Linked DNA regions of Homo sapiens: region 2 is linked to region 1. A link is a loop called in an ENCODE intact Hi-C map of the cell type or tissue named here. Cell type or tissue: endothelial cell of umbilical vein. All regions are shown on one strand. Links, peaks and the distances in the headings refer to the core of each region. The heading gives the core; the rest is flanking DNA. Region 1 has its middle 56 kb from the start of SF3B1. Region 2 overlaps BOLL (boule RNA binding protein).

Evidence for each region. A loop is a pair of places that touch in the nucleus more often than their neighbours do. Peaks named below come from ENCODE experiments on the same cell type or tissue, not always from the same donor. Only the 100,000 strongest peaks of a DNase experiment are listed, where the experiment ranks them.
Region 2: it touches region 1 in a loop (8-fold over the local background); 21 of 110 quality-filtered maps call a loop at or near these places.

What each region holds. Positions count from the first base shown.
Region 1 is chr2:197,372,454-197,384,745 of GRCh38, forward strand. It overlaps the pseudogene NPM1P46. Among named protein-coding and RNA genes, the nearest start is that of SF3B1, 56 kb to the right of the region's middle. In endothelial cell of umbilical vein, for the core only: a CTCF peak has its summit at 6,151; no DNase peak of the experiment used is centred there; H3K27me3 peaks cover 270 bases.
Region 2 is chr2:197,771,123-197,783,414 of GRCh38, forward strand. It overlaps BOLL (boule RNA binding protein), which reads right to left. Exons shown (of 11, transcript NM_033030.6): 2 at 10,600-10,743; 3 at 7,853-7,944; 4 at 5,937-5,991; 5 at 4,543-4,618; 6 at 733-860. The coding sequence starts at 10,728. Among named protein-coding and RNA genes, the nearest start is that of BOLL, 8.0 kb to the right of the region's middle. In endothelial cell of umbilical vein, for the core only: a CTCF peak has its summit at 6,874; a DNase peak (open chromatin) is centred at 6,859.

The sequences.
Region 1 (12,292 bases), core at 2,785-10,784:
GGGTCACAAAGTATTCTCATGGCTCATGATACTGTCTTATAACTTCCAGCCCCTCTTTCTACCCCAACTCTAAATGAGATAAAAAAGGAGGCCATTGGAATTTATTTTCCTCCCTGTGTAGCAGATGTTAAATTCAAACTTTTTTAATGAGAGCATATTAAAAGCAGCATCTTTTTATCCCAGAGCCACTGCCCCCCGCATTTGAAGCCCCAGCCCTCAGGAGGAAACCTCAGGGATCTTTTCATCCAGGGTGTGGAGGGAGGGCTCTGAAGCTGGGTGCTGCCTCTCCCTCCACCACTTCCCCACCGTGGGACTTGGGCAAGATTTTGAATCACTCTGGGTCACAGTTTACTCATCCGAGGGGGGTTGGATTAAAGAATCTTGGAAGTTTTTCTAGTTCCTGAGTCAATAAGTTGCCTCAAAAAATTGAATGTAAAACCACTGGCCACTTTTAGAAAAAAGTTACTTTCCCAATTTTTTTTTTTTTTTTTTTTGAGAGACAGGGTCTTGCATTGTCACCCAGGCTAGAGTGTTGTGGCACCATCATAGCTCATAACTGCGAGCCAGGTTCAGGCAAGCCTCCCGCCTCACCCTCCAGAGTAGCTGAGACTACAGGTGCACACCACTGCACCTGGCTCAGTTTTGTATTTTTTTTGTAGCGACGGGGGTCTCTGCGCCCGGCCACTTTCCCTCTTTATTCTACTTTTCTCAATAACCAGAGATCATCTCATTAATTTGGTTTTATGAGAGTTTATTGCTAATCTTAGTCATTTGGGGTGAAGATTCTCAGTTAAGGTAAATGTTTGAGAAGCTGCCCCTTTAATTCAGATCCATATTTTTAATCTGTTTAGAGTTTCACAGGACAAATAATAGTACTTCTCTGCTCTGCTTCAGTATTTTTTTTTTTTTTTTTTTTTGAGACAGAGTCTCACTCTGCCACCCAGGCTAGAGTGCAATGGCATCATCTTGGCTCACTGCAACCTCTGCCTCCCAGGTTGAAGCAATTCTCCTACCTCAGCCTCCTGATTAACTGAGATTACAGGCACGGGCTACCATGCCTGGCCAATTTTGTATTTTTATTAGAGATGGGGTTTCACCATGTTGGTCGGGCTGGTCTCGAACTCCTGACCTCAAGTGATCCACCCGCCTTGGCCTCCCAAAGTGCTGGGATTACAGGCATGAGCCACCACGCCCAACTGCTTTAGTACTTTCCCCCCGCCCCCCGAGACAGAGTTCTCACTCTGTCTCGCAGGCTGAAGTGCAGTGGTGCAATCTCGGCTCAGTGCACCCTCTGCCTCCCGGGTTCAAGCGATTCTCCTGCCTCGGCCTCCCCAGTAGCTGGGATTACAGGCACGCGCCACTATGCCTGGCTAATTTTTGTAATTTTAGTAGAGACGGGGTTTCACCAAGTTGGCCAGGTTGTTTATAAACTCCTGACCTCAGGTGATCCGCCCACCTCAGCCTCCCAAAGTGCTGGGATTACAAGGGTGAGCCACTGCACCTGGCCTGTGCTTCAGTACTTTTGATGTGAGAGGTATTTATTGTTCATGCCTGACCATAACACCTGTATGTTATTAAATTATCTCTCTCTCTCTCTCTCTCTCTCTCTCTCTCTTTCTCTTTCTCTCTCTCTCTCTCTCTCTCTCTCTCTCTCTCTCTCTCTCTCTCTCTCTCTCCTCTCTCTCTCTCTCTCTCTCTCTCTCATCCTTCCGGCTAAATCAGTTTTCCGCATCTTTTGACTTTTGTCCGGAATAGCAGCTGCACCTGATTCACAAGTGTCCAGCCTTGTTTTCTCATTCACACTCTGATACTCACAGTCACCTCACAGCCCTCTGACTATAGATCTTATGGGTGTCAACTTCTCCAGGGTGCCTTTCTAGATACCCAGGCCGGATTCTTTGTAAAGCAATGGGTTAAAGAGAAAATGAAGGGTGAAAAAGGAACTTTCCTTGCCACCGTAACAGAAATACAAGCTCTTACTCAAGTAGAGAAAGAAAAAGCAAAATCCAAGCTCACACAATTCCACCTCTGATTTAACTCCATAAAACGCCTGAGGCCAATTCACTTAAGACTTATTTACATTTTATAGCTCATTTTTACTACAGCATCGTGAGCCTGTTATTCTGCCCAATTTTGTCATATTTCAACAAATGAAATGGGATTTTGCTGTTCAGCTGCCTAAAGAACAGAAACATTTGCTGAAGAGAAATACAAGAAGCCAAGGAACATAGACCTGGTTATTATTTCTCATCGTTATCACCCAAGAACATCTAGCACGCCTTTTTCTTCTTCCTTGTGAGGAAGCTGGAAGCTTTAAGGCCCAAATCTGAGCCACATGCTTTTCACTTCCTGGCCTCCTCCCTGGGCCTCCACAGCACCCGCTGCACACACAAAGGCTCCATCTTCTGCTTGCAGACTCGGGCACCACCACTTCTACATTTTTTTTCAGAAGTAAATGAGGCATAAAAAGTCAATACTCTGCATACATATCAGCCCCAAAAAATAAATGGCTGCCTGCTGGCCCCATCCATTCCCTTGATTTGTACTGACCCTTGTGTGGCTCCAAACCGTCTCAGCTTTATGAAGCGCTTTCATGTTCATTAAACTCAGAGTCCTCTCCCTAAACCTGAGAGAAGAGTATCCTTCTCTTTGTGTTACAGAACAGAAAATGGCTGAGCAGAGGGGAGGTAACTGGCCAAGGTCACACAGGTCAGTGGCAGACCCAGAACTCTAACCCCCAGTCCAGAGTTTATTTTTCTATAACCTGTACAAGGTTCTCCCTTGAGTCGAGACATACATAAATCAGAGCCTTACTGGGCAATGTTGGGTTCCAGAAAAAATAGTCTCAGAAGCCAGTCACGGTGGCTTATACCTGTAATCCCATCACTTTGTGAGGCTGAGGTGGGTGGATAGCTTGAGTCCAGGAGTTCGAGACCTGCCCCGGCAATATGGCAAAACCCTGTCTTTGCAAAAAAAAAAAAAACACACAAAAAATGAGCTGAGCGTGATGGCACACCTCTGTAGTCCCAGCCACTCAGGAGGCTGAGGTGAGAGCATCACCTGAGCCCAGGCAATTGAGGCTGCGCTGAGCTGAGATCGTGCCACTGTACTTCAGCCTAAGTGACAGAGTGAGACCCTGTCTCAAGAGAAAAAAAAAAGAAAGTCTCAGAAGATGCAGAATGAAGTAGTGCTAAGAACTCAGGCTGTGGAGCCAGAGAACCAAGGTGTAGATCTGAACTCTACCTGCTAATAACTGTATGATGCTGGTAATTTCGGGAGACTTCATTCATGCGAAGCTTCATGTGAGTTGCTCCCCCATGTGAATGACACCTAAGGTTTTCGGTGTAGGTGTCTTGGGAATTACATGACTTCCCTGTGACTCAGTAGTTCCATCGGAGAAAGGGGCATAATGATAACTATTTCCAAGGCTGTCATGGCAACTGAATAAAACAAAGCCTACAAAGAGCAGATAAAGCCTGGCCCAATCACAGATGCCCCAGATGCCCTGTCTCCTTTGAGGACTATTTCCCACATCCCCACCCTGCTGGGTATTATCCCTTGCTGTGGAAATGCTTGCCGCTAGTGAACGGCTTCCCCTCCATGCCCTCGGCTCCTCCCACAGCTGGGACATCCCATAATCCACACTGTGTCAGGCACTGCACTAAGCCAAAGCATGCGTGCTCTTCCTCGATCCCCATGTTTCAGGATCTCCCGTACCTTTCACTAATCCAGACCCTCACTGAAGAATGAGCACCCCAAGGTGCTCCAGCAGCACCTGGATAAGGGGATTCTCTTCTCAGTACTGCCATTAACACTCTAGGTGACCCGCAGGCCCGGGATGTCCCTGCTCTGAGTCTCAACTAATTCATCTACCAGGAAAGGTGTCTTAATACCTGTCCTGTCCCTTAAGAGATTCCTGTCTGTATAAGCAGGATGAATCATGTGAAGCCATAAATGAGAGTAGGGAGGAAGGTGAATTGAATGTAAGAGGCTCTGAGTTATTGTTGAAAGAAATGGCCAGGCTCTTACTAACTGCCAAGAACCCCATTTTAAAATCTACCTCTGGGTCAAGCGTTGTGGTTCGTGCCTATAATCCCAGTACTTTGGGAGCCTGAGGAGGGAGGATCAGTTGAGCTCAGAAGTTCAAGACCAGCCTGGGCAACATAGTGAAACCTTGTCTCTATAAAAAAAAATTAAAAATTAGCTGGGCATGGTGGTGTGTGCCTGTAGTCCCAGCTACTCAGGAGGCTGAGACGGAAGGATCACTTAAGCCCAAGAGGTCAAGTCTGTAGTGAGCCATGATCACGTTGTGCCTGTATACTCCAGCCTGGGCGACAGAGCAAGACACTGTCTCAAAAAATAAAGATAAAAATCTACCTCTGAGGGCCGGGTGTGGTGGCTCACGCCTGTAATCCCAGCACTTTGGGAGGCTGAGGCAGGCGGATCACTGGAGGTCAGGAGTTTGACATGGGCTGACCAACATGGTGAAACCCTGTCTCTACTAAAAATACAAAAATTAGCCGGGCATGGTGGCACAGGCCTGTAATCCCAGCTACTTGGGAGGCTGAGGCAGGAGAATCACTTGAACCTGGGAAGTGGAGGTTGCAGTGATCCGAGATGGCACCATTTCACTCCAACCTGGGCGACAAAAGCATAACTCTGACTCAAAAAAAAAAAAAAAAAATCTTCCTCTGAGAAGTACAAACAGAACCTGACAGTATTGGAGGCAGAAATCTAAACACAAACATAGTAAGAAAATAGGAAGCTTCATGTAATGTGCTATGCAATGCTAGAAAGGAGAACATGAGGGAATTCCTGCTGAACTATACTAGGACTCCTAGACTAAGGCAGAGACAGACATCAGAGAACCTTAGGATACCCTGCAGACCTCTTCTGTATTCCTGGTTTCAAGGTGACCATGTGGACTGAGGGCCAAATTACTGCCAATCAGATCTAGCCCACCTGTGTGTCTCTTACCTGTGCAAACCCATGGGCAAGCATATGGACTCCTCCCTCTTTTCTTTCCCCTGCTCTCCTTTGCATAGTTTTAAAGAATGGAAAAGTAGCAGATTCCCTGAAGTTAGTTGTGGGATATAGTACGTGCCTAAGGTGATCATGTTTCTGAATGCAAATTCCCCATGGAGTGTATTTATGGGACAATTGGGTGTCATATATGACTTAGAAACTCCCCTAGAGAACTAAGATGTGAACAGGCCAGAGATGTTCCTTCAATTCCATGTGCGTGTGCCAAGCACCTGCTGCCACACACCAGGCCTGCTGGGCACTGGACGTAGGGACAGAAAGCATGAGCCTGGGCCCCCAAGGGTTCATGCCATAATGGGTGGGGCAAGGAGGATTTCGGTTCTGGCTATTTGCTTTCATTATTATCTCAACTGCTTTCATTGCTTTTTGGTTTTTTTGTTTTGGTTTGGTTTGAGATGGAGTCTCGCTCACGGCTCACTGCAACCTCTGCCTCCTGGGTTGATGTGATTCTTGTGCCTCAGCCTCCTGTAGCTGGGATTACAGGCCCGTGCTACCACGCCCGGCTAATTTTTGTATTTTTAGTACAGACGGGGTTTCATCATGTTGGGCAGACTGCTCTTGAACTCCTGACCTCAAATGATCTGCCTGCCTCAGCCTCCCAAAGTGCTGGGATTACAGGAGTGAGCCACCATGCCTGGCCTAGGTTTATTAAAAATTATTATTATTTACTAAGTCTTTTTTTTTCCAGGATGATGGGGATGAGGAGACAATAGCCCCAGCATCTGGTCATAATTTGTAAATCTCGACATTCTCCCTAACACCAGCTGGAAATATTTCATGCTCTAGCATCGTTTTACAAGTTGCTGGCAAAAAATAAGCATCCATCTTATTTAAAGACTGTAATAAAATGAGAAAGATGGTTATTTGCCTTATTTTTTGTCTTTTTTTTTTCCTTTTATAAAAACAGTTAGTTGTTTGCGGTGCCTTCAAAGAATGTTAAGTTAATAAAAGCCAGCCTTTACCTTACAATCTTTATTCAACAGTAAGGTTTGTCAGATACCAAGGGCTGGTTTCTCCCAAAAATCATTAAAGGTCTGGCTCCAAAGGTGTGCAAGCCACCAGTTAACCGGGGCCAGCCTTTGTTTTCCTAGGCTCTGCTGCCCCCTGTCAGAAGCTAAGAATGTTACAGGAAATAGAATATTTTGAACAAAGGTTTTCACAGAACAGCAGTTTTACGCTCTGTCAGGTGATGAAATAGAATACTCTCCCACCTTGTGAATGAAGACCATTGAATTATTTGCTTAAAAATATGCCTACTTGCTTGGCTGCCTAGAAGTTCTTGCACAACTCCCAGCAGTAATAACCTGTCTGAAATAATTCAGGCGGCGGCTGTCATTCACTGAGTCCGTCTGCACATGTACAGGGAGCGGCAGATGGGTGCTGGGGGCGTGAGTTGTGTATCCATTCACAGACCATCGGGGAAGACGACTGAACAGATGACTTCCACGTCGTAGAGCAAGGGAGAAGTGTGTGCACCCCAGGTGCTGGGGGAGCACGTCAATGCAGCACTTTCGCCAGGGGGGTCCTAATGAAGTCGAAGGAGTCCATTCTCAAAGAACTAGCGGGGACCAGCCAGCTGAAGGGGAAGCAAAGGGCTTTTCTGGATAGTAGCAACTGCATGTGCCAAGGCAGAGGCCCCTGGAAGAGGGTGGTAAGTTCTGGCAATAGCAAGAGGGGACTGAATTATACTCTGAGCACCCCAGCTGCTACTCCGCTGCCTGGCAACTGCTGGTCCCCGGGCCACTTCATCTCCCATTGCCTCAGTGTATGGCCAGGTCAGAGGCCAAGACAAAGGCAAGCAAAAGGGCCCTGGAGGGGTATCCAAGGCACACTAAAGTGCTGGCGGTTGCCTTGTGTTCTGCATGCATTCTTTTTTTTTTTTTTTTTGCTTTATTAAAATACTGAGTTTTATTTCACATGTATATTTTTGTCTCCCCACCATTTCCACGTCTGACCACCGCTACTACTATGTCCTATCATAACATTCCATACATACTTAAAACCAAGCAAAGGGTGGAGTTCCATCTTTAAAAACTAAGCAGGCATTTTGGACAACACATTCTTGGCAATGGAACCTGGACAACATTTATCAAACATGGTAGGGAAAGTTCTCACTCTGCATTATAAAAAGGACAGCCAGATATCAACTGTTACAGAAATGAAATAAGATGGAAATTTTTTAACAAATTGTTTAAACTGTTTTCTTAAAGAGACTTCCTCCACTGCCAGAAATCTTGAATAGCCTCCTGCTCAGTCATCCAGAAGCAATTCTTCACATAACTGATGAACTTGGCTTCCACTTTGGGAAGAGAACCACATTTTTCTATACTTGCTTGCATTTTTGCTTTAATGTCTTCTACAGAACTAGGTCCTTTTAGGTGTTTTAGGAGTTTTTTCCTGTTTTTTGAAGGATTCTTGTCCTTTTGATCTTGGTGTTGATGATGGTTTTGAGTCTTTTCCATTCTGATTTGACTTTTGTGCATTTTTGGCTCGAGTATCTTGAATAGATTTCTTCACTGGCGCTTTTTCTTCAGCTTCCTCATCATCAAAGTCATCATCATCATCTTCATCATCGTGATCTTCGTCATCATCTTCTTCATCAGCAGCAAGTTTTACTTTTTTCTGTGGAATCTTGCTACCACCTCAGACCACTTTCCTGATATACGTAAGAGTTTCACATCCTCCTCCTCTCATCTTCTGACTTTGCATCTTCCTCCACAGCTACTAAGTGCTGTCCACTAATATGCACTGGCCCTGAATCACACTTGAACCTTAACACCACTGGTGATGTTATTTCAAAGCCCCCAAGGGAAACCGTTGGCTGTACAGACATTTTCTTTTTTTTCTTTTCTTTTTTTTTTTTTTTTTTTTGAGATGGAGTCTCGCTCTGTTGCGCAGTCTGGAGTGCAGTGGCGCAATCTCGGCTCACTGCAAGCTCCATCTCCCGGGTTCACGCCATTCTCCCGCCTCAGCCTCCCGAGTAGCTGGGACTACAGGCGCCCGCCACCATGCCTGGCTAATTTTTTTTGTATTTTTAGTAGAGACAGGGTTTCACCATGTTAGCCAGGATGGTCTCGATCTCCTGACCTTGTGATCTGCCTGCCTCGGCTCGGCCTCCCAGAGTGCTGGGATTACAGGCGTGAGCCACCACAGACATTTTCAAAGTTGCCAGTGTTACTTTAATTGGACTGCCTTCATCATTCATGGCCTCTGCTTCAACAATGTGCAGTTCATCCCTTGCACCAGCCCCTAAACTGACCGTTCTTAAAGATAACTGGTCTCATCTTCATCATTATCCACCTTAAAGTGATCATCTTTGTCGGCCTTTAGTTCACAACCGAAAAGATAGTTCTGGGGCCTCAGGGGGCTCATGTCCATGTCCATTGAATCTTCCATCAGATGGTGGCACGCACTTAGGTGGGAGAGAAGGAGGACGGAGATAAACGAACGCTGCTCCAGAGAACAGCCACGCAGGACGGAATCACACCAGGGATGTTCTGTATGCATTCTATCCACATCCACAAGAGTTCAAATATTTTGCTATCTGGCCGTGCACAGTGGCTTACGCCTGTAATCCCAGCACTTTAGGTGGCTGAGGTAGGTGGATCACTTGAGCCCAGGAGTTCGAGACCAGCCTGGCCAACATGGCAAAACCCATCTCTAAAAAAACACAAAAATTACCCGGGCATTGTGCTATGTGCCTGTAGTCCCACCTACTCAGGAGGCTGAGGTGGGAGGATCACCCGACCAAGCCCAGGAGGTCGAGGCTGCAGTGAGCCAAGATCACGCCACCGCACTCCGGCCTGAGCGACAGAGCAAGAACTTGTCTCAAAATATATACGTGTGTGTGTGTGTGCTATCTACTGAGGACTCTATCTCAAAGAGAAAGGGGACCACTAAACAGCCAACAGAGATTTGTACATAGTCAGAACTACTGTTCACAAAATGACACAAGGAAACACCAAGCGGGGAGTAAACAGTGATCATCTGTGGGATCTGAAAACTCTACCTCCAGGAAACACCTAAATTGATTGCTCATAAAACTATTTCCTCTGCCCGGCTGCCCACCATCTGGGAAGTGAGAAGCACCTCTGCCCGGCCGCTGTGCAACCCTCCAAGTGTGAAGTGACAGCCTTGTGTGTGATATTTCTGCCCTCCCCAAGTTTGCATTTTCAACATTAAAGTTTACTTTTTAATTAAAAGTTTTAAATTGGAGAATATTAAAAAACTATTTCCCCTCAGTGCTGAACTTGTTTCACCTCATGAAACCAGTTAACTAAGTGACAAAAGAAAGTTTTGTCTTTATCAGAGTACACACACATGCCAAGACATTAATTATTTACAGTTTTCCATTATTCATCTCATTTCCATTTAGTGCCTCATCTTTCAGTGAGCCATACGTTTTCCCTTTGAACAGGGTTTTGGCAAAATTTTTCCATTTTTTATGTCCCTGTAATTCATTCTCTATCAAACATTAAATATTCATTTATTTCTGTACTCTATAATAATGTTTTCCATCCTCCTGGTCTCCTGGTGACTTTGACTTTATCAGTCCTAATGGATTTTGGTAAGGAAATGATACTCCTCAAAAAAATCATACACTTCTCATTAGTTCAGAACAACAGTGTTAAAAACTAATTTTGATAGTTAAAATAGCTGAAAATACCTGAGTGCAGTGGCTCACGCTTGTAATCCCAGCACTTTGGGAGGCCGAGGCAGGCAGATCACGAGGTCAGGAGATCGAGACCATCCTGGCTAACATGGTGAAACCCCGTCTCTACTAAAAATACGAAAAAAAATTAGCTGGGCATGGTGGCGGGTGCCTGTAGGCCCAGCTATTCGGGAGGCTGAGGCAGGAGAATGGCGTGAACCCGGGAGGCGGAGCTTTCAGTGAGCCAAGATCGTGCCACTGCACTCCAGCCTGGGTGACAGAGCGAGACTCCGTCTCAAAAAAAAAAAAAAAGCTGAAAATAACGGAGAATACATGCATCAGCGGCAAGAGCATCAGCTTGGAGTCAGATCAGCCATGCTTAAAATAACCGCACCATCAGTTAACCTCTCTGAGCCTTAATTTTCTTGTCTGTGCAGTTGGCATAAGAAGTGTCTACTTCTTAAAGGTGCTGTGAGAAATAAGTGAGTGAATGAATGCTAATGCATTTGGAAATTATAAAGCACTAACAGATGTAAAGCGTGTTCTTAAATTACTTATTGAATGAATGTAGGTTTTATAATTTTTCCTTTGAACACAAAGTTTCTAATCATGATGACATTCTTTTTTAGACATTGTCTATTTGCACACATCTCACCAAAATCAGGAATGATTTTCTTCTTTGCTAGGCCCCAGTTAATTGATTCTTGTTAAAATTAACAAGATATGCCAAGCATGGTGGCTCATACCTGTAATCCCAAGACTTTGGGAGGCTGAGGCAGGCGGATCCCTTGAGCCCAGGAGCTCAAGACCAGCCTGGGCAACACGGTGAAACCCCGTCTCTACTAAAAATACAAAAATTAGCTGGGTGCAGTGGCATGCACCTGTAGTCCCAGCTACTTGGGAGGCTGAGGTGGGAGGATCACTTGAGCTTCGGAGGTGAAGGGTACAGTGAGCCATGATTGTACCACTGGACTCCAGTTTGGGTGATAGAGCGAGACCCTATCTCCAAACAAAAACAAAAAGCTATCAAGACAAAAATTTTAGGCTGGGCATGGTGGCTCACACCTGTAATCCCAGCACTTTGGAAGACCAAGGTGGAAGGATAGCTTGAGTCCAGGAGTTTGAGATCGCCTGGGCAACATACAGAGACCACCATCTCTACAAATAATAATTTAAAAAATACCCAGGCACGGTACATGCCTGTAGTCCCAGCTACTTGGGACGCTGAGGTGCAAGAATCACTTGAATCTGAGAGGCTGGGGCTGCAGAGAGCTGTGATCACGCCACTGCACTTTAGCCTGGGCAAAAGAGTGAGACGTTGTCTCAAAAAATGAAATAAGTAAGTAAATTTCAGCACACAAGAAAACAGCACTGCATTCAAAAAGGATTTTCCTTCTTGTTCTTTTTTCTCCAAGACAATATTAAGTAATAGCTGTCATGCATCCCTTTTCAGAGCATTGCCTGCTTGTTTCCCTGCTTTGTCACATGTATCATGATCCATTGGGGTGGCTGGACAGAGTGCTGCAGCTCCAGGCTCCAGAAACAACATGAACAGCTCACCTGCCCAACTCCTCATGTGGAAAATGTCCACCTGCCCTTTGTCTGCAAATCCAATTAGCCAGGATCATTTGGAAGATTTTCTATAAATCATTTTCCCTGGAAAATATGGAATATCCTAGATCCCTTTGTGGTATAAAAAAGCTATTTTTCTGACTAACACCCTCTAGACCTCTAAAGTAAACTTTTAAGGAAAGAAGCAAACAAGCAAGTAATCCGAAGAACACAAAACTAGTTTGATACCGTTCCCTTCCACAATTGTCCCAGCTCTTGGGCAGTGGTTGTCTAGCTTTGAGGCAGCGACCAGCAGGGGCCACAGTATCACAGTTAAGGAGGTGGGAGGAAAGCAGCTGGGTGGGGACCATGACTTAGTCTGAGCATCTTTGAACTAATTCAGCTCTGAGAACATTTGCTGTATAAGCTCTTTATGTATCTATGATCTGGATCAAGGAAATGAACTAGAGATATTGATCTTCCTGCAAGCACGGTTCAATTCATGCCACTTCCCTACTTTAAAATCTTCAATAAATACTTGTGGAATAAGTGAATGTTGAATAGTCAGTGGTTACCCATTGCCTATAAGATAAAGTTTAAGAATGGCCTTTAGAGAGTAATGATATAGTTTGGATCTGTGCCCCCACCCAAATCTCATGTATAACTGAATCCCCAGTGTTAGAGGTAAAGCCTGGTGAGAAGTGATTGGATCACAGGGGTGAATTTCTCCCTAATGGTTTAGCCGCATCATCTTCTTGGTGCTGTTCTCATGATAGTGAGTTCGTTCCTGCCAGATCTGGTTGTTTAAAAGTGTGTGGCACCTCCCTCCTCTCTCTCTCTTGCTCCTGCTCTGGCCGTGTGACTGTGTCTGCTCCCCCTTTGCCTTCTGCCATGATTATGTTTCCTGAGGCCTCCCCAGAACCCAAACAGATGCTAGCATCATGCTTCCTGCACAGCCTGCAAAACCGTGGGCCAATTAAACCTCTTTTCTTTATAAATTACCTAGTCTCAAGTATTTCTTTATAGCAATGTAAGAACAGACTAATA
Region 2 (12,292 bases), core at 2,819-10,818, 400 kb after region 1:
ATTAAGAAAATGTGGCACATATACACAATGGAATACTATGCAGCCATAAAAAGGATGAGTTCGTGTGCTTTGCAGGGATATGGATGAAGCTGGAAACCATCATTCTGAGCAAGCTATTGCAAGGACAGAAAACCAAACACCATATGGTCTCACTCATAGGTGGGAATTGAACAATGAGAACACTTGGACAGAGGATGGGGACCATCACACACCAGGGCCTGTTGTGGGGTGGGGGGAGGGGGGAGGGATAGCATTAGGAGATGTACCTAATGTAAATGACGAGTTAACAGGTACAGCACACCAACATGGCACATGTATACATATGTAACAAACCTGCACGTTGTGCACATGTACCCTAGAACTTAAAGTATATAAAAAAAAGAAATGCAAAAAATAAAAAATAAAAACCACTAAAGCAGTACTATATGTCATTTATGAATACATATATTTGTAGTAAAAATATATAAAATGAATAGGAAAGATATTCTGCTTACTTTTGAACAGGAAAGAGGGTAAGGAAGTGGGGGTAAGGAGAATTGACCTGAAGCTGTCTTACTTTACTCCCCATTTTAAGAACTTAAGTAAATGTGGCAAAATGTTGATGTCTATTTAATTTGGTTGATGTGTGTTATTATTTGTAATTATCTGTGGTTAAGATATTTCAGAAATATAACAAACATTAAAAAATTGATAGTAATAGATGGAAATCCTTTTTTAAATGAAATTACTTACAGGCCAAGGCGGTGGGACCGAAGTTACCTCTGGAGTATGAAAATAAGCAACACCATTATGGTAAGTATAAGGATATCCAGTTGAAGTTGTTAGATACATTGTTCCAGCTGCTGGCATTATACTAGAACCTAAAGCAAAGATTAAATAATAATAATTGAAATGTTCAATTTAACTGTTAAAAATGTAGTTTCTAAACACTTCAGAAAAATATTTATCTTAATATACCTATGTAGCTATGGTAAAAATTGAATGTCACAGATATTTTTAAAAAATTCCTTATGTCAAAGTATCTTTGAAGCCTGTATTTTTAAACTCAATACCTTAAAGCTTTTAGTTTAAGATGATTAAAAGAAAAGAAAAACAATACGAATAAGAAATACCAAAAATGTATCAATTCAGATTCCAACACCAGTATGCTACACAAAGCTGAACAATTTAGACTATCATCAGCGAAGTAATTATTTGTACAAATATAAATTATGTATAATTTAAAGTTACTTCAAGACAACATACACTGTAGTGAAGTTCCTAAGGTCTTGGCTAGACCTTTTATTTCTGAAAGTCCAAAGATGATGGAGGCAGTAAAGTTGGAGAAGATTCTACTTTCCTGAAGACATTTTGGTTCCACCCTACTAATTCTTTGGATATCCTACCAGCAAACATTCGTTCATGCTATGGCTGTCTTTTATCTCTCTTTTCTATGATCTATTCTCTATCTAGTCTCCCTTTGCTACAACTGCTGCTGTTGCAAACATGACCGCAAGTCTTCATGTGGCTAGTCTGGGGTCCCCAACTCTTTTCCCGGGCCAAGTTATATAAACCCCCACCACAAACCAAAAAACAGTAAATAATATACATAGATATATATATATTTTTTGTCATTGAGGAGACTTTAAAAGTTAAATTAGCCAAATTAGATTAGGTCTTAACCAGCAAGGTTATATAAATTAGTGAAACTGACAATTCTTCCACCTATACCAGTGCTTCTCAAAATTTCCCATAAATTAGAATCACTTAAATTGTTTTCTAAAATGCAAATTCCAGGGACTTATCTTCAGAGATTTTGAGTCAGTAAATCTGGGACAGGGCCTAAGAATTTGCATTTTGACAGCTTCCAATGAAATGACACTGTCTGCAAACCACACTTCAAATAGCATGGGCCTACCACTTTAAATAATACTATTGCTCCTCAGCTTTTATATTTTCACTGCATTTGATCTAGTATTGTTATTATTTATTTTAATGGTTCTTAATTAGATCCTTTTGAGAATTTGATGAAAATCAGGGACCTTTTCCTCAGATATATATACAGTCAAACACAATTTTACACACAATTTTGGAGGTCCATGGATTCCCCCCAAAAGATATTCCACTATTATTCAAAGATAATGATAATGGTTCATTATTCAATAATGGTTCATTATTCAAAGAAAATGAACCATGCTTTACCTGCTAAATAAATAAATTTTCAGTGCATACTATTTCAAGGCATTGAACAGGGCCCTAGTGATACAGCAAAAAATAAAAAAATTAGACATGAGATGGTCTGTATCCTCAAAGAAGTTAGGTCTGGTAGTGAAGATAGTCATTAGTTGATTACACAATTAATTAATTAAATACAATTTTGATAAATACATGAGGCATTATAGGGTACGATACTGAACATTTCAATTATTATGTATACAAAACATATATAAAATTTCTCTCTATATACATATATATGGAAAATTTGTGATGAAATGATGTTCAGCTAAGCTCTAAAGAATGAATTGGATGGCAAAGTACATTCTAGGTAAAGAAAACAGTATATTAGATTCTGAGAACAGGAGTATAGAATGTTCTGGAACTGAAAGAAGGCTACATGGCTAAAGCATGGAAAGAAAAGGGAAGAATACCTCAAAATAAGCTGAGCATAAGACAATAAGAGGTGCACTTTTGAAAGATCACTCTGGCTGCCTTGTGAATGATGGATTGGAAGGTAGAAAGATTGGATTCAGAGAGACCACTTAGGATGTTTTTCCAGGAATTAAGGTAAACAAAGTGGTTAGTTGGGACTCGGGTGTTGGTAATGGAGATGGAAAGAAATGACAGATCTAAGAAAAAACTAAGATAAGAATCCCTTATTTGTAAATGTACTTTTAACACCTATTTTTCTTCGCAGAAAAGTCAAAAGAACTTTGGAGTCAAACAGTCCTGCATTTGAAGGCTAGTGCTACCACTCACCATTAGGCTATTTAACCCCATACTTCTTAAAGTTGGATAAGGGATGGATGGTATACCAGGAGATATGAAAAAGCAGAGGCTGAACATAGTAATCTTCCTACAGAATCAGTTTTATTCAATTGTTTTTGGGAAATATTTTTATATTCAAATAAACAATATGATATTATGGAACAGAATGCAAATTATACATGATGTTTTTGCATAAATCATGAGACTTTAAAGAAAATTTGCAATTCCAGTATGCTGCAGTGGGTTAGGAACCACAACATGCCAAGATTAACTCTCCTCTACCTTTAGGAGTATTTCAGCAGAAACATTTTTAAAACAATGACTTTATCTTTTTGGGATTGAATTTTCTATTTACAAAAATAGAGATAACAATACATCATGGGATTCTATGAAGATTAAATGAAAACTCATAACATTGACCCTTGCACTAAGTAGTTTTGAAAAAACTATTTGTATATGTGAAAGCATTCAGCATAGTGCTGATTTATTTTCTATTTCAGCAACTGGTAGATCATACTATGAGCATTACTATTTAGTACATATTGCTGGTGATAATGGGCTAACGGACCGTTACTATATGTTCTAGCTTAACCTTTGCAAGTAACAACAGTAGATTGAAAATATTCAGCATTCTGCCATATTTAGTGCATTCCATTTTGTATTAACCTACTGAGGATACTTTGATTGTCTCCTAAATTAACAAATACTAAGTCAAAATTAAACTTAATATACATCAATCTCTTTTTTGTTGTAGTTGTGGCAACTGTATTAACCAAATATCTATTATTTCTAAGTCAAAAGCATAACAGTCCAAATGAATACAATCTATTAATTTGTTAACAGATTATATATAATAACCTAATGTTTTAAACATTCCCGTAGACACTAGGATGTGGCTAAGGGAAAATAAGTTAGTTATAAATTTTACATCACATTTCTCCTTCTAGCCAAAGACTGTTAGGAATTTTAATAAATATTAAAGGTAAAAAGTTAACTATAAAGATGCCTAACTTAATAAGTAGAAAGAGTGAGGAAAGATAGAATTGAAAGCATTAGAGAAATTTGAGGAAGGTAGATACATAATTTAGCCAATTCCTAAAGCTTTAGGGATTGTCCCCCTGAAAATTATGACACACCTGGCTGGGTTACAGTACACAGCATGCAGCGAGTTTCTGATATTAGTTCTATGTTTTCACTTTCAATATTTTTACTCTGATTAATTTTAAATTAGTTTCTAATTAAAATTTTTCTCATTAGTAAGTCTAAATTATTAAATTACTTCTAATTACTTTTGCTATATTAAATGATATTTTCATCACGAAAGATTTTTTTTCCTTTAATGATGTAACTACATGGAATATACTTAAGCATCTTTATGTATATAAATTTTTTCCCAGCCAAAAAAATTGAGATATATTATTTTGTGGCAAAAATATTCAGTTTTTCCACCAACTTTGCTAAAATAACTTTATTAGATGAAAGAAACATGATCTTTTAATAAAGTTCTATAAAAAGTCTTATATTTCAAAAAAGAACCATGCAAAAATATTTAAAAATACATTAGTTCTCAATACATACGAGGGATCCCTACTTGTTGTTTTCTTATTGCTGGACCAATGTTCAGCTTCTTATCCTTATAATTAAGTTTTTCAGCCTAAAATAAAGAAAAAAGAAATTATTTTATTATTTTAGCACTATTATTTATAAAATCAATAAGGAAAAACTAGTTAGAAAGAATTTCAAAAATTCAGACTATAATATTCTTTCAAAGCAGCAAGGAATAGTGGGAAAGAGCCGTCTTCAGACTGAAATAGATCTGGGTCTGACCGCAATTCCCCATTTTCTCCATTTGTAATACAGTCAATCCTCATTACTCATGGATTCTGTATTTGTGAATTTGCCTACTTGCTAAAATTTACTTGTAATCCTAAAATTAATATTTGTGGCAATTTTGAGGTTATTAGTGGACACGTGAAGAGCGGCGGAAAATTTGAGTAGCCTGATGCGCATGCTCCCAGTTGAGGTCAAATAAGGCGATATTCTTTCTTCTTGTTCCAGTGCTCATACTCTAAGAGAGAGCTTTCTATTTAGTGCCATGTTTTCTCCATTTTTGTGCTTTTTGTTGGTGATTTGGCTATTTAAAATGGCCCCCATGTGTATTGTTGAAGTGCTGGCTAGCACAAGAAGACTGTCATAGGCATTATGGAGAATATATATATTAGATGTGCTTAATTCAAGCATGAATTATAGTGCTATTGGCCATGGCTTCAATGTTAATGAACCAGTAATCTGTTATATATGATGCCTTTAAATGGAAAACCATATAAAACAAGGTTATATATTGATAGGTTGATGGCAATATTGTGACCAGAGGTTCTTGGGAACATTACCTTGTACTTCCCCTAGAAAGAGGAGTTCAGCATTTGCTAATTCAGTGTTCCTAGCAATGTTAGAGAACATAACTGCCACAAATAACAAGAATTGACTGTATTTGATTTTAATAACATACAATTCAAATTCTACTTTTTTTCTAAAAAAGTTAAATGTTATATTTGCCTTAACTTAAAGTTATTACACTGAATTGCTGGCTATAGGCTTTTTTTCTGTGAATATTCTTAGTTTATATAATGTTTTTCACAGGAGGGAAATCATCTCAGATAACCTCACTGTTGGAATCCACATTTGTAGTGTTTTTTAAACATTCAAAATGCTATTAACACTTCGCAAAAGATATATCCCCAAGTTCTTAATTTAAGTAAATAAAGCGAAACATTATATTACAGTTTCACAACCATACTTGTAGTGATTTTGGAATTTGCTCTTCTGCAGATTAAGTTTCCTAGAGACCAATGCCAATCTTAAGATGCAAACCTTTTTTAAAAAGCAGTTGATTATTGTATTTGAACCCCGAAAAGATTAGTTTCAAATACAAAATTTCCAGAAATGAAGTTAAATACACCAAAAGATCATACCTCTTGTAAAATTTTTTGTGCATCTTCTTGTGTTTCAAAAGTGACGAAACCATACCTAAATAAATGCATTAATTATTACTAATTAATCATTTTCTTAGAATGTTATATTAATTATATTAAAATGTTTAAAAATTTTGTTTTTAAATCATCGGCCACTGTAGGAGTAGGCATGTTTCTATGCTGCACTAGCATGGGAATCTTAGAAGAATCATTCACAGCCTAACACTGTCACTTTTAGTCAGGAACTAAAAGAAAAAAAACCCCTGAGATCTTGAAACAGCTTCAGCTCTCAGCTGTATGCAGGAAAGAAAAGCACAAGAGATTCATGCTGTTGCTTAAAAATTGGGGATGCAATAAATTTCAATCCAGAGCAATAATCTCCTTTTAAACTAATAGAAGTTTGGCTAAGAGAAATCAAAGTAGAAAAATAACTAAAAAATTTAAAATTTCAACACAATAAAATTTCTTATATTGGTGAATGACAATGTAAATGTATTATTTAATTATTATTATTAGCACATATAACTGATAATGTAATTATTAGTATATTCCCAAACAATATCAATTAAAAATATGTACAACCCAGATTTCACATCTGTTTTTCATACATAATTAACTTCAAGCACAATTCATATAATGTTGAAGATACAAATACACATAAATGATGTGCTCCATGTCCAAAAAGCCACAATAGGTAGAGAAAAAAGTAACAAAAGAAAGAAAAAATGTATCTCTCAAAACATAATTGCTATTTAGATAACTTAAGTAAACTCTTCTGAGTAATGCTAAATATCTTCACTATTTTCTTCAATTCATAATTACTGGATCATATACAAAGTTTCTTCTTTTAAACAAAGGAATTTCTCTTTATCTATTTGCCCAAACATTAAAAAGTTAAGGAATTAGTTTTACGCTATTTTTTTGGTAGAACACACACGCCACCCAGTGGAAAAGGCATAAAATACAGTTTACATTTACATTTCCATGTATGTTTTCCAATGATTAAAAAATGGTATTACCAAAACATAGCAAATTCTGTTAGTCAAACAAAAGAGGTAAATCTCACTTCACCTTAATATTGTTTGGCATTCTGAGGAAGTATCTCATCTGTTTATAAATAACCTTTCTGTAGAATCCCATCTCTTCCAGCATATCCATCTGTCGAATGTTGTTTCTCACCAATACCACCTCAATGGGTCCCTTTTCTTATGCCTATAAATATGTATGTCTCGTCTCTCTTTCAAGAAAGTAAATACAATACTTTACTGCCTTATCTATTTTCTTTTAACTTTGCAGTCCAACTCCTTAAGTGAGTGTACTATGTAAACTATCTTTTTCCTTTCTGAAATTTGGCTTTGTACACATAGCATTCCACTGAAACAGCTCTATACACATTTAAAGACACAGTCTATTACTTTCTTCTCAATTTTCATTATCATTGATATAGCAATTAAAAATCATTCTCACTAGAATTATATTTCTCATACTGGTCCCCTAATTAGGTCTCTGAGGCACAACCTACAGACATTTCTTGGTGTCAGCTGTTTTCAAATAAAGCTCTCTATGGCCTAAAGCAGGGATACAATTCCAAAAGAATCTGATTCCTTTTGCTTCTCATTCCTCAGCTAATGTACATCTGCTACTTACATTAAGTGCTTGCTGCCTACCACTGAATGGTCCCTCCACCCATGCAAGAATAACTTCTCAACAAATTAAGAAATATTACAGTGTCTCCTCCCTCCAAAATACACACACACACACACACACACACACAAGGAAATCAAAAGGTAGGAGGAAAGAAGAGGGCATGATGGTCTCTGCTGGAAAATGGAACCAAAGTAAACTGGCGTACAAAACCTAGTCATCCAATGAAAATAGAGTTGCTAATTCCATAGACAATCTATAGTGATACTAACCCTTTGGATACTCCAGCTCTGTCATTTACAATCTTCACTTCTTTCACAGACCCATACTGGGAAAAAAATTTTCTTAAATCACTTTCGTTTGTCTAATGGCATAAAAAGAAAACGTTAAAAAGCATTTTTAGTTGATAAAAGATGAATAATTCTCATGCTTGCTCTGGAGACAGAAAAAGTTATAGATAAGATGCATGAAAAATGCCTCTCATCATCAAAACAGTGCATAAACCACTAGGTGATTAAAATCAAGGTAAATATCTTGCTTTATGCAATAGCTATGTTGTTAAATTACCATATGCCAATAAAAATGTAAGCTGAATTATTTTAAAACTACAAAACTCACTATTTAAAGAAATCTTTAAATGATTCTTGTTCTCTAGCTGGCCAGTTTTTAAAAAGCCAATTTGGATTAGGAATGCTATTTCCATAGTAAGGGTACAATACTATTTTGGCTCTTGTGGCTCAGAGACAGTCATGGCAGTGGAACTAGGTTGTGTTGGCCTACACCAGTCATTCTATTTTAATCAGTAGTCTCAGGAACTCCTTTCCTAAGTCAGTTTTAGGAAAGGAATGTATTTCCAAAAGTGCTTGAACTCAACTGTGAGAACAATGGAGTGACTATAAGATTTAAAGTTATTAGATTCCTTATCTGTACTCAATATACATTTCAGCTAAATTCAGACATTGTTTTGATAATAAAATAAAAATTGGAATCATAATTAGATTTAAAGCATACAAGGTGTCTACAAAGATGGTTTTGGCATGTCTGTTTTTTTAATTGAAATAGTCTGATAATAGACTCATATCACCTTTTCTCAGAATACTGACACTAAATTCATTGCAATTTCATTTCCTGGTTTAGCTGTAACTGTTTGTCTACAAGAGTAACTTTTCTCTAGAAAAAAATTTCTTTATATACACTGCAAAAAGACATGCCTTAGTGCAGAGCTATGCCTTTTGAGTTCAACTGCCACCTCACTACTTACATACACTATTGGTTTTTAGTTGGTAACATAAAGCCTGCTAAGCTGCATAATGACAAATACTGATTCAATCTAAGAAAAACTGAATGACTTTTATTTCAGTTAACAGAAAATGAAATCAATGCTAGAATAAGAATTGTTACTAGATATTTGAATACAAATTAATTCCAACTATTCTCTGGTAGAATAATCACTACCTCAATTTTGTAGCTCCACTTCTTTAGTGACAAAGAGACAGTCAAGAAAAGTAAGCATTAAGAGGGATAGTCTGTTTGCTTATAAAAATGAAAGGTTAAAAAGTCTGTGACTACTTGCTATTAAAGTAAATGATTTCCTTGCTGGCCTTTATCTGTGGTTTTGAAAAAGGTATAAGTATACAGGAGGAAGCCCTAGCAATTACCTTAAAGCTATGGCTGCATTATAACAACCGTCTCCAAAGTGCATGCTGTAGCTGATGGGCTTCAGTAACCTAAAATAACCTGGCCATACAAATGTTTATATTTATTGATAACTTATTTTTAAAAACATGCTAATCTATTGTAATATAAATGAATTCCCAAATTGAACATTTCTGCCAGCTATCAGTATTTTCCACAAAGAAAATCTTTTTAAAAATAAATATTTTATAAGAAATAATTTTTCTTACTTTATTTTTAGTGAAACAATCATATACTTGTTTAAGACTCATTGTTTTGGCAAATACACTAAGTGTAACATTTCTCTTGTGCAGGAAAAAAGAAATTCCACCCAAATTGTAACAGATTGGTTATATGGAAATAGTTATAAATGTCAAATATCACACCTAATGGCATAAGGAAGGTTTTTTTTTTGTTGAAAATGATAACTCTCCCTATAATTTCTAATATGTAAAATAGAAGCTTGGAAATCCTTCTATATATCCATTTGAAAGTAAGAGTATTCCACTTAAAATATCTATGCATGCCTTTCTTGTAGGTGTTTACTCTTACCTCCCCTATGTGGGCTGGGGGGCACTGCACATCATGTCATGAACTATGCTTTCTTGAAACAGTGGAATGGCTGATTACATGATATAAATATATTAGTTTTTAAAAAACTTTTATTTTAAGTTCGGGGTACACGTGCAGATTTGTTATAAACTCATCATTGGGGTTTGTTGTATAGATTATTTTGGCACCCAGGTACTAAGCCTAGTACCGAATAGTTATTTTTTTTTCTGCTTAAATATACTACTTTTAAGATGCTTTATTCTGACAAGGACACAGGACTTTTTTGGTGATCAAATCCTAAATTCTAACATAGAAAGTGCTTTGCAAAGAATAGATGCCTAGGAGGTTGCTCAGGAATCTGAGATAAGAGTTGGGGTAAAGAAATAGTATTTCATAAAAGTAAGTTTTTAAAAAATAGAGTCTCTTTTGAAAATTATAATAATCAATTATTTTGGCTATTGGAATATTAGGCAAGAAAGTATAATTAGTTCTGGTATGGAAGAGTATGGAGCTATGAGACAGAAAACTAGGCTTCTAGTCTCACTCTGTCACTATGTGGCTAGCAGCCCACAGCAAGTCAGTGAGGATCAATTTCTTTATATCTGACATTGAACAGTTTTTAATGCTTTATGTAACCTACATGCTGGTTGAAAAGATTCTTTATAATAAGATAATTCAAAATCTGTTAATCATTATGCAAATATGTTATTTTATAGTTGCACAAAGAAATAATTTCTGAGAAATAAAGACTTCTAATGAAAAAATACACTTTACTGCATGCATAAATAGGTACCTTAAAATCAATTCCTCCTACAAAGATGCGATTAGGGATCACTGTTCCATATCTTGGGGCACTTGTTGGGTTATTCAAAGGCACAGGTGACACAGGATTAGGGGATGGAGATAATGAATCTGTTTGCATCTGGTTTGATGTTTGCTGTAAAATAAAATTCTTTTACACTTTTTGCACTGGGTATAATGCAGTCTGCTTTTGATGCAGACCAAAAACATATATTTTTCAAAAAGAAGAGTCATTTAGGCAAAATATAGTATTCTAGGCTTTACTTTTAATATTATAAAAATTATAATTAGAGCTAAGAGCTTTTTAAGGCAACAGAACTAGGAAACACAGAATCTACTCCACTATAGAGATTTTAAATATTAAATATATTACTTAAAATGCTTATATTATTATCAAACCTATTACTTAATTATTAAGGGGAATATTAAACTCATGAACATGTTTGAGAAAGAGAAAACAGTCCCAGCCTGACACAATCAACTACACCCTGGTGTTGTTAGGAGTTGGCCTGGCACTCACAGCTAGGCTGTGGTGTTCTCTTGTTAACAGAACACCAACATCAGACAAAGTCACCCTGTGACTCTGATGGATCAAGATTAAAAACAAGACCACTCCATAATCATGTTTGAATGCTGACAAAAACAAAGGCATTGCCCAAACCACAAGAATAACCAAACAACCCTCCATTCTGGCTGATATGAGTGACTGCTCCTTCTTTATCAGCTATAGTTTTAGCCTCGATCCATTTTTCTTTCCTTTTAGATAAAAGTTAACACATCCAATCATAGAATTACTACCATTTCCTGACGCTATACATTCCAGAGTAAAGCCCTACTTCCTTAAACCCTCTCTAGAAATTGCTCAACAGAAGCCTATATCCTGTAAGTTCTAACACCTTCTGATTGAGAGGCCCCATGGTTTATGTTTTCCCTTGTTTGAACAATTAACAGACCCAACTTTACTAAATGACGCATGTGTTCCTGGTGGTCTTTAACTAATGGTCATCGACAAGTTAATAAACTCTAACATTCACATTCACCATTTTCAGCCTGAAAGTCAAAATTTTAAATGCACTTGTCAATTTGAAGATTGGACTGATTTTGTTAAAAAATTATATACTTGTAGCTCATAAATGTTTATTCCAAAGAATTAGCTCAGTACATATCCACATGTTCACAATTCTAAGTTAGAGGACATAATTTAAATTTTAATAAATATATATAAATGTATAAGCCTTTGCAGAATGGTAAGATAATAGACTTTTAAGGTATAACTGAAAAAAAACCCAAGACTTGAGAATCACATTGAAGAGAAACCAATTCAAGAACTGGTGAATTATTTTCCATCTGGAAACACTAAACACACTTCTGAGACAAACCCCATAATATCCTAAAGACAAACCCCATAATATCCTAAATGTGTGCTTCAAAAAACTTGAAGTAAACTGGGTGTTGTGGCTTGTGCCTGTAATCCCAGCTGCTTGGGAGGCTGAGGCAGGAGGATTGCTTGAGATCAGGAGTTCGAGACCAGCCTGGGCAACAAAGAAAGACCCCATCTCAAAAAGAAAGAAAAAGAAAATAACAAAAGCTTGAAGTTCATAATTCCAATTCTCTGAGAAACAAACTCATGAAAATGAATCTCCAGCTCAGGTAATAAAGTTGTTCTTTTTCAAATTTGTTCTGCT